Regions from separate parts of the Mus musculus genome. Here regions 1 and 2 are each linked to region 3. A link is a contact called in ENCODE POLR2A ChIA-PET data. All regions are on one chromosome and are shown on one strand. Each heading gives the region's core, a stretch centred on a gene start or an enhancer-like site at or near the end of the contact. The rest is flanking DNA. Distances are from core to core; before and after follow the strand shown.

Evidence for each region. ChIA-PET counts read pairs that join two places held with the same protein, here RNA polymerase II (POLR2A).
Region 1: POLR2A ChIA-PET joins it to region 3 with 10 read pairs in embryonic stem cell. The contact joins the enhancer-like site here to the promoter of Tbc1d13 in region 3. POLR2A ChIA-PET finds 5 or more read pairs at or near these places in 4 of 5 experiments (Patski and embryonic stem cell).
Region 2: POLR2A ChIA-PET joins it to region 3 with 16 read pairs in Patski. The contact joins the promoter of Kyat1 here to the promoter of Tbc1d13 in region 3. POLR2A ChIA-PET finds 5 or more read pairs at or near these places in 3 of 5 experiments (Patski and embryonic stem cell).

What each region holds. Positions count from the first base shown.
Region 1 is chr2:30,249,160-30,252,205 of GRCm38, forward strand. All of the region lies in intron 2 of Lrrc8a (leucine rich repeat containing 8A VRAC subunit A), which reads left to right. Among named protein-coding and RNA genes, the nearest start is that of Lrrc8a, 13 kb to the left of the region's middle. Within about 2 kb of position 1,763, at least 1 of the 3 ENCODE cell types and tissues checked has a DNase peak (open chromatin) inside an H3K27ac peak, as active enhancers do.
Region 2 is chr2:30,204,472-30,207,452 of GRCm38, forward strand. It overlaps Kyat1 (kynurenine aminotransferase 1), which reads right to left and starts at 1,376. Exons shown (of 13, transcript NM_001356474.1): 1 at 1,162-1,376. Gm31201 (a long non-coding RNA gene) reads left to right here and starts at 1,378. Exons shown (of 2, transcript XR_374214.4): 1 at 1,378-1,520.
Region 3 is chr2:30,132,473-30,135,178 of GRCm38, forward strand. It overlaps Tbc1d13 (TBC1 domain family, member 13), which reads left to right and starts at 1,274. Exons shown (of 12, transcript NM_146252.3): 1 at 1,274-1,440; 2 at 2,325-2,398. The coding sequence starts at 1,418.

The DNA of each region.
Region 1 (3,046 bases), core at 513-3,012, 120 kb after region 3:
GCTCAGTCTGCTTGAGAAACTCATATTCCACCTTCCACACCCCAAATTCTACACAGGGGCCTGGGATGATGTGTAATGGTCCATGTTATACAGAATTCCCAGCCTTTTCTCTCTCCTCAGGCATCTCCTGCCCACTTGTGAGCATTTTGAGAGATACTCAGCCTCCAGGCCTGGGACATAGTCTCCAGAGGACATTGACTCATCTTTGCTAGAGCCAGATGGGGCTGGGGATGGGACTCAGTCGGTGGAGCTGCCTGGCACGCGTGAGGGCCTGGATCCCCAGTACTCTGTAAACTGGGTGTAATGCTACCTGCCTACTATCCAGCACTGGAGCAGTGGAGGCAGGAGGACCAGAAACTGAAGGCCATCCTCAGCCACAGAGCAGTGTTCAGGGCAACTTGGATTATATGAAGCCCTTTCCTACAAATAAACAAAGCGGTGGCTATAGTGTGGCAGGGCACAGAGGGCACAGCCTCTTCCGCCTTCCCTTCGTCTATTTCACCCCCTTTCATCCTTGTTCTCCATTTAGGAGTGTCTCCAAGCTCTGCACCTCTTGGGGCAGAGACCCGACCTGACCTATTTCCCTGTTGCCTTCTGAACTCCGTCTCAGAGCTCTGTAGAACACCTGATCCTCACACCTGACTGCCAGCTGTTCCCTTTCCTTCTTTAAGGCTGTAATGTATTTTGGATCTTATGCTCTGAGGTTTTTGGTGCTCAGAATGGAACCCAGGGCTTGGCCAAATACTTGCCCTTTGAGCCATGACCATGGGCTCCATAAAAAATTTTGTTTGTTTTTAAGATTTATTTATTTTTATTATATGTGCACTGGTGTTTTGACTACATGTATGTCTGTATGAGGTTGTCAGATCCCCTGAAACTGGAGTTACAGTCATCTGTGAGCTGCCCTGTGGGTGCTGGGAATTGAACCCAGGTCCTCTCAAAGAGTAGCCAGTTCTCTTAACTGCTGAGCCATCTTTCCAGGCCCTCCATATAGTTTTCTAACCAAGAAGAAAGTGTATATTGATTAGAAACCTAAGCTTCCATTTTAGTTCTCTGCCTCCTCTTTTCCATGGAGAGCCTCGCTGCGGTTGGTACAGAGGAGCACACTTTCATATCCTTCCGTGCTCTGGGCCAGCTTTTCCTTGACAGTGCCCATTCCTTCCCATTCCACTGGCCACTTGCCCATCTCCTATGTGCTGGACCCTGTCTCTCTCTCACCCTAGTCTCTTACTCTGTTCATCTCCTCTGTGACTGCGCCCACAGACTTTTCTTTTCAGTAGCAAGTGCTGGAGAGCTTACTACACTGGGTGGGGTGTCTATTCGTTCCCCTTCCCCTCACCCCCAGCCCCAGGCTCTGGCCTAAAACGTGGCACTATGTCAGGAAGGAGTCAGGGCTCAGAAAGGGAAAGCCATCTGCCTAGCTCACTCTCCTAGAGAGCAGCAGAGCCAGCCTGGCCCCAGTCTATTGCTCCTCTGCAGAGCTCAGGGCCTTAGTCCCACCATATTTTCATGGTAGCCTGACTGTGTTAGGAAACTGAGGTAGTATTTTTCCCACTGCAGTCTTGTTGAATGGTCTGGGGAGGGGCAGAAGACTGGGTTCTGTCACTTGCCTTTCAGATCCTTTACCCATATTTTACACTCCCTGGCACATTCCCTGGAGTCTGTACTCCTTCCAGACAGAGAAGCTAGACAGCCTGCAGAGAAAGGTCCTCCTCTCATGCACCTCTCTCATCCTTCCACTGCTCTCCCTTCTCACTCAGGCACGTCCAGGACAGCTGCCAGGTAGGTCTCCTCATTGGAATGGCCCGGGTGTGGATTGGCTGGGCTGCACTGTGCCTGGGTGTGTAGTCTGTCTTGAGCATGTATGCCCGTGTGTAAAATGGGCATGGCGGGTAATATTGAACCTTAGGGAAGAAGCAGAGTGTGTGCTGCATACCTACAGTCCCAGCATTTAGGAAACTGAAGCAGGAGGATTGCTGAGTTAAGGTCAATCTGAACTATATAGTGAAACCATGTCTCAAAAAGAAAAGAAAGGCCCGGCGGTGGTGGCACACACCTTTAATCCCAGCACTTGTGAGGCAGAAGCAGGTGGGTTTCTGAGTTCCAGGCCAGCCTGGTCTACAGAGTGAGTTCCAGGACACCCAGGGCTATACAGAGAAACCCTGTCTTGAAAAACCGAAAAGAAAGAAAAAGAAAAAAGGAAAAAAAAAGAAAAGAAAGATGGAAATGGCCTAGTGGCTAAGGCTCTTGCGCCTTCATTTGGTTCCCATATGAAGTGACTTACAACCGCCTGTTACTCCAGTGTCCTCTTAAGCAGGGCAGTGCTGTATGATCCCAGAGAGACTTAGAACCATGGGGTCCATGGAGATGGGCAGGCACTTAATGACAAAGTTTCTGTTGTGTAAGACAAAAAGGCTGTGCAGTAGCTAGTGGGGACATCTGAGCCACAGCTCTACCTCACAGCACTGGCCAGACACAGGAGTTACACAATGGTTACATTTATGGTAGTTATCTCATCATATCTCAAAGCTAGCCGAGAACGCCATGGGCAGCACAGTGGAGTCTGGACTGGGCCGGTTCCCAGCCTCTGCATGGAGAGCTGCTCCCAGTGTGGGTGCTTACTTCTCTTGCCCCCTGGGCTGCTGGAGGGTACAGCACCTCACCACTCCCTGTAGCTCCAGTCCCTCCCTGAGGCAGGAAGTGGGAGGGGCCACCCTGCTGGCTCTACCCAAGCCACATCCACCTGAAACTGCTGGTTTACCACACCCAGATCCACACCCATCCCTGCCCACTCCCACCCTTCTCTTTGTGAGAGTGCCTCTGTTTCTTACTCACTGTGTGCTGTGGACTGTGTGCTAGAGAAGCATCTGGTCTGGCTCAGGAGGGGGAGGGGAGCAGACCATGCCAGTTCAAACTGCGCCTGTAATACCCCTGCTGTTAGGGTTGTCCTCTACACAAGCCACTCTCAGGCCCAGGCCTCCTCTGGGATCAGCCCACACCTGGCCTGAGGTGGGGTACACTTTGGATGTTCATTACCCTCACAGAG
Region 2 (2,981 bases), core at 126-2,625, 72 kb after region 3:
GAGATGGCTCAGCGGTTAAGAGCACTGACTGCTCTTCCAAAGGTCGTGAATTCAAATCCCAGCAACCATATGGTGGCTCACAACCATCTGTAATGCAATCTGATGCCTTCTTCTGAAGACAGCTACAGTGTACTTAGATATAATAATAAATAAATCTTAAAAAAAAAAGTTTTCAGCACAGGAACTGACTGCCAGGTTGTCTGTTGCTCTCACAGAAACATAGGGTGGAAACAGTGTCCTGTTGGCTGTGAGACCCTGAGCTCCCTACTAGGTCGACTACACAGGAGATCCAAAAATTAGTGCTAAGGCTCCCAGGAAGCAGAGGGAGAGACCTGGTGTCTTCAAACCCTCCTGCGGGTGGGAGGGGAGTGAACATCTGTGGGAATCCTTTTCCAAACTCTGTGCCTCACCCATTGGTAAACAGAACTGGTGTGTATAAAACGGTGAACCCACCAGCGGGGCCACCTGGTGTCTACCATTGTGGTCACATTTGTTCATAGATGATACTCCAGGTCTATGGAGGACTGTAAGCCTTGGAGTCCACCTACGCGGGACAGCCCTGTTCTCTTTCGTTCACCCTCTCTTTCAGCCTCTTTCAGCCCCATTTTTCCTGCAGGTCATGTGGCATGTCTGTGATATGCCTGGTAGAACATGGGTTTTGCACATCTGACCATAGCAGGCTTCAGTAGGACTGAAGGCTATTCTTTCTGTCCCATTAACTTAAAAAATATTATTATTATTATTATTATTATTATTATTATTTTAACCTAAGTTATCTTGGAAGTTGTCCCACATTAGTACATGAATCCAATTGCCGTGCAGCCCGGGAACCGACAGAACCCAGAAGGACCCACAGAGACTATTGGCGCTAGCTCTGCAGGCAATTCTCCGTTAGCGCAGTCTGCATCTTCTTGGCCAGGACTACCTTGGGAGAGTGGACGTGGGTGCAGAGAGAACTAGTCTAACTGGTTCTGTGACTGAGTGTAGAGCTGCCAAGACCGCGTGTGCAAGTTTTTCTCAGGGGATAGATCCTTCTTTCAGAGAAGCTACACATCACATACAAACAGGAGCACATGGATCAAAGAGCTACAGCACTCGCAAACCTTAGCTAACTTCAACACACGATCTAGATGAAACCCCGCACGGCAACCAGGAACTGACCTGCTTCAGCAAACAATAGCGCTGCTCTGTCCAATAACCCGCGACCCCAAACGTATTCCCAAGGTTGCAGAAGTCTGTTCCTTTAAAGAGGCCGAGCCCTAGATGGGCTACTTCCGCCCAGATGCAGCTTAGCTCAAGAGAACTGTCAGAAGCAGTGCGAAGCTCTGTGTGCCCTTTAAAGACTGGGCGACAGCCTAGGATCCCCAAGCATTTGCGCTCGGTGACATCACTTCCGGGGCGGAGACCTAAGAAGCGGTACAAACAAAACAAGGAGCCAAAGACCCACGGCGCGACTGGCTGTGGGTAGCCAGACCCAGGACTAGGGCTGCCTGCGTGGCGGCCGAGAACAGCGGGCCTTGGTGAGTGGGTCGAGTATGGAAAGGGACGCGCTGTCACCTCCCTGAATCCAATGACGCGGGCCCGACCTCCGCTCGCACCTCTCACCCGAGTTTCCGCCGCGGTCCCTGCAGATCCACGCCCCTCCGCGCACGTGCACCTTCCCAGAGGTTCCACCCGGGCTCCCCTAGTACTTGGTGCCGAACTCTTTCCTTGAACCCCTCCCTCTTTCTGATCTGCGGGACTATTCCCTGGTCTTTGGAATCTCAGGCTGGAAAAGACCGATTCTCCTATTGGTTTAGCCCGTCGCATGTATGCATTGGGCAGGAGTGACAGATCTAGGGAGGTGAGGTTGGAAGAGCTGGAGGTCAGCAATGACGCGTCCAGGCTGAAGGAACACAGCTTGGGAAGCCAGGGGACAATGAAATTGGAAGCTAAATTGAGAAGGAAAGAATGGAGGACCTGAAAGTTTCAAAGACCTTCTGCCTTGGAAAGGTGGCAGCAAAACCTTCAACCCCTGCTGACTGTTCTGCTCTCTGGAGCACACAGACTAGCAGACAGCGCAGGAGGAAGGGCAGGAGGTCTGCTTCTTGTGCTGGGGACGGAGGATAAGGAGGATAAGAGTATGTTCCGAGGCTTGGGACAGTGGAAGTGACCTGGCCACACAGTTGGTGAAGGTTAGGTTCCCCTGTGGCAGTCCAGGGGAAGCAGGGACTGGAGGCTAGTGTTGTGAGGAGATACTGGGGTGGCTTGACTCCCTGCTTTCCCAGTTCCATAGCTTGTTTGGGTTTTGGGTGTTGACTCTGGACCTTCTTGTCTCCCAGGGTCTGTAGAGGACAAGGCAGGAGACCAAGAGACGTTTGTGACCCACCACCTCCCCAGTGGTTTTCGTCTGCTGAGGACACCTGCTACAGAGCAGTTTCGTTACACTTCAGTGGCCTTTGTAGAGAGTGGGGGCTTCTGGGATTGCCCTGTGAATCAGGAATCCGGGCAGGTGGCTGGGTTTTTGACTTGCTGCTTGAAGGAGCTTCAAGGGAGGAAGCAAAAATGATTGCAGGTTTTGTGGGGGGACCGCAGAGGAACCTAGGTGGGATACATATACTAACCTCTTTGCCATCCCTGGGCTCTTTCACCTGCCCTGTCTTTATGGTTGGCCTTGGACTGGGACTTATGTTGGGAAATGTGTCCTTGGCCTCCTCAGCACTGCAGTCTGAGAGGAGACAGACATCAGGAATAGAAGCTGAGGGTTGAGCATTGTTAGGACAGCCCCATGGTAGTCCAGAGGAGAAGGTACCCACATGGACGATGTTGCCTGAGGTACACTTCCGGAAGTGGGATCCTGGAGGAGCAGGCGAGCCTGCAGCCTCAGTTCTGGCTCTTTAACCATGAACAAGTAGTGGCTCAGTTTCAGCCAGGTGTCTGGATCCCGGCTGAGGAGACAGTGCAGAGGTGGCCTGGACAGCGTCTGCACCTTTCTGGCTCTA
Region 3 (2,706 bases), core at 24-2,523:
CCCCCAGCTCTCTTTTTTAAATTAAAAAAAACATTGTGTGTGTGTGGGAGGGGTACTGAAGAAATAGTTCAGAAGTTAAGAGCTCTAGTTACTCTTTCTGAGGGTCTAGTTCATTTCCCAGCTCACAACTATCTACAACTCCAGTTCCACAGGAATCCAACACTCTTCTGACCTCCAGGCAGGTAAGTGGTGCACAGACATACATGCAGGCAAAGCACCCATACACATAATTTACAGAAGAAATTGTGTGCCTGTGTGTGCAAATATGTGTAGCAATAACGTGTGTATAGGGGCCCTGACCTAAAGGCCATTTGCTTTCCTTGATGGCTCTCCCCTTTATTCACTGAAGGTAGTCCAGCGAGTCTGTTTGCCGTCTAAACCTTGCACATTCCCGCCCCTCTTGGCAGCTCTTTCATGAATTCTGTGGATCCAAACGCCAGAGCTCACGCTCACGTGAGTGCTTTATTCCCTGGAGCATCAACAGCGAATTCACTTCTAGCAGAGTGAACTTCTTGAACCTTCAACTTCTGATCTTCCTGCTTCCACCTCTCAAATGCTGGCATTACTGGCATGTTTCCCCAAATCCAGCTACAAGGAGTGCTGAACCTGAAACCTGGTTTCGTGCATGCTAGCCAATGATTTTCATAGTTGCTCTTTTAAGTTCACACTCACAACTGAGTTTACCAACTGAGTTACACCCTTAGCTCCTGTTTTTCATTTTCTATTGCTTTAAAATTGTGCAATTACAGAAATTCTACTTGGGGATGGGAGTGCGGGGGAGGGGAGGAGTTTCAAGACAGAGTTTCTCTGTGTGGCTCTTCCTGTCCTGGAACTCTGTAGGTCAGTTCAAAGATCCTCCTGCTTCTAGCTGGGATTAAAGGCGTGAGCTACCACCGCCAGGCTTGCCAGAATTCTAGTTTATGAACTTCCAAAGTCAAGGAAACCTTGAGCTGTACTCCTCCGGCTCCTCCGAGAGGTATTTACTGAGCAACAGGGTCATTTCCATAAGGAAGGACTCGACATTGAATGAGACCACACCGGAGACTAAGTCTAGTTCAAACAACTAGTTCAATCAACCAAACAACTGTACCGCAGTTAATGACAGGGAGTGAGAGAGATAGACAAGTGTATTCAGTAATCAGAAACTGAGGGCGGGAGACTCATAGCCAGCGGGATCACTGACAGTCACGCCGTCCTGACGCTCAACTGACGGTTTGCCTAGCCTTAAAGAAGTCCCCGTCACGTGACCCTTGGGCGGACCCAGCGCGGCCCCGCCCCCGCGGAACGCGCACGCTCCAAGTTCTGCTTCCTGCCGGAGGCTTTTGCCCAGCGCCCCGTGTCCCCGGAGGGAGGGGGGCGGTGGCGGTGGCGGCAGCTGGGGCTGCAGAAGCAGCTCGGGAGTCCGGAAGTCAACACCATGTCGAGTCTGCACAAGAGCCGGTAAGGAGACCTGAGGTCAAGACTGCACCCAGACCGCTCCGTCCAGGCCGGGCCTTCGCACAGAGAGAGCTGCTCAGCGCATGTGCGGCCAAGAACAGCCCCCTCCCCCGGCGGCGAGCCCCCTTACGGTCTCATTGCCTGTGTGGCAGAGGCGAGAAGCAGAGATGCTTCTCTTACCTCAGTGTCACCTTTCTTTCTCTCTCACTCGGGACCCCTTTCCCTAGTGTCTCCCTTGTCCAGCCCCCTATTACCCTCCCCGCTTCCTCGCTCTAGGATTCGCACCTTCCCCCGCCCCCAAATGCCCCTGTCCCTGTGCTCCATGCTCATGAGAAACACCAGGGGATCCAGGTTCTCCAATCTGGCCTCTTAAATCCACCTCCTACCCCCACCCCAGGCACATCTTGCAACGCCCGCTAAATTCTGGTCACTCCAGGACTAATTTTTAGTCTTTTGTCTTTGCCTGAGGGCAGGCCCGAGAAGTCTGTGCCCCCTCCCCTTTACCCAGCCAAGAGCTTCGGGAGCCATGGGGAGATTGTACAAGTCTGTTGTCTGTGGATCCAATTACTCCTGGTTGCAGGAAGCTTGGTTGTGTGAATTCGGGTAGTGGTGTGCTGTGGGCTGGGCTTGGCCGCAGCAAGTGCCCAGGAAATGCCAGCTCGCTAACAGTGGACAGTGCTTAATGTTAAGTTCTCACTTCAAACCCTTTGGATTAGAATACCTCTCATGGCTTTTCGTTGACATGGCAGATCTTAGAGGAAGAAACTTGTATTGTCCACTTCCCTAAGCTGGTAGTTGGAGACCGTTGGGAGTGAAAGATCTTTGGGCTGGCTGCAAGAGTGGTCATTAAGCCTGTTACCTTGGCGTTTCCTTTTCTGCCCTTGAAGGATTGCAGATTTCCAGGATGTCCTGAAGGAGCCCTCCATTGTGTTGGAAAAGCTTCGAGAACTCAGTTTTAGTGGTAAGATGCACTTTTACTCAGGGTTTCCCTGGAAACCTGCCTGCCGGCAGAAAGCTGGCCCTTAGCTGGGGGGGGGGGGTGATCCCCCAAATCCCTTGAAGTGGCCTGAAGACTGCACCGGTGGTAACCCTTTGTGCCTAGGGAAGGCCTCTCAGCATTTCTCAGCTCGTTTCTTGAGTTAAGGAAGTTGCAGGGTGGTTCCCGGGTTCTCTACTTGGCTGTGGATCAGAGCTGAGAGTGACCTTTGGTTAGTGTTAAAACTCAAGCCGTAGAGCACCAATTTTAAGGAATTGAACTTCCACCACATT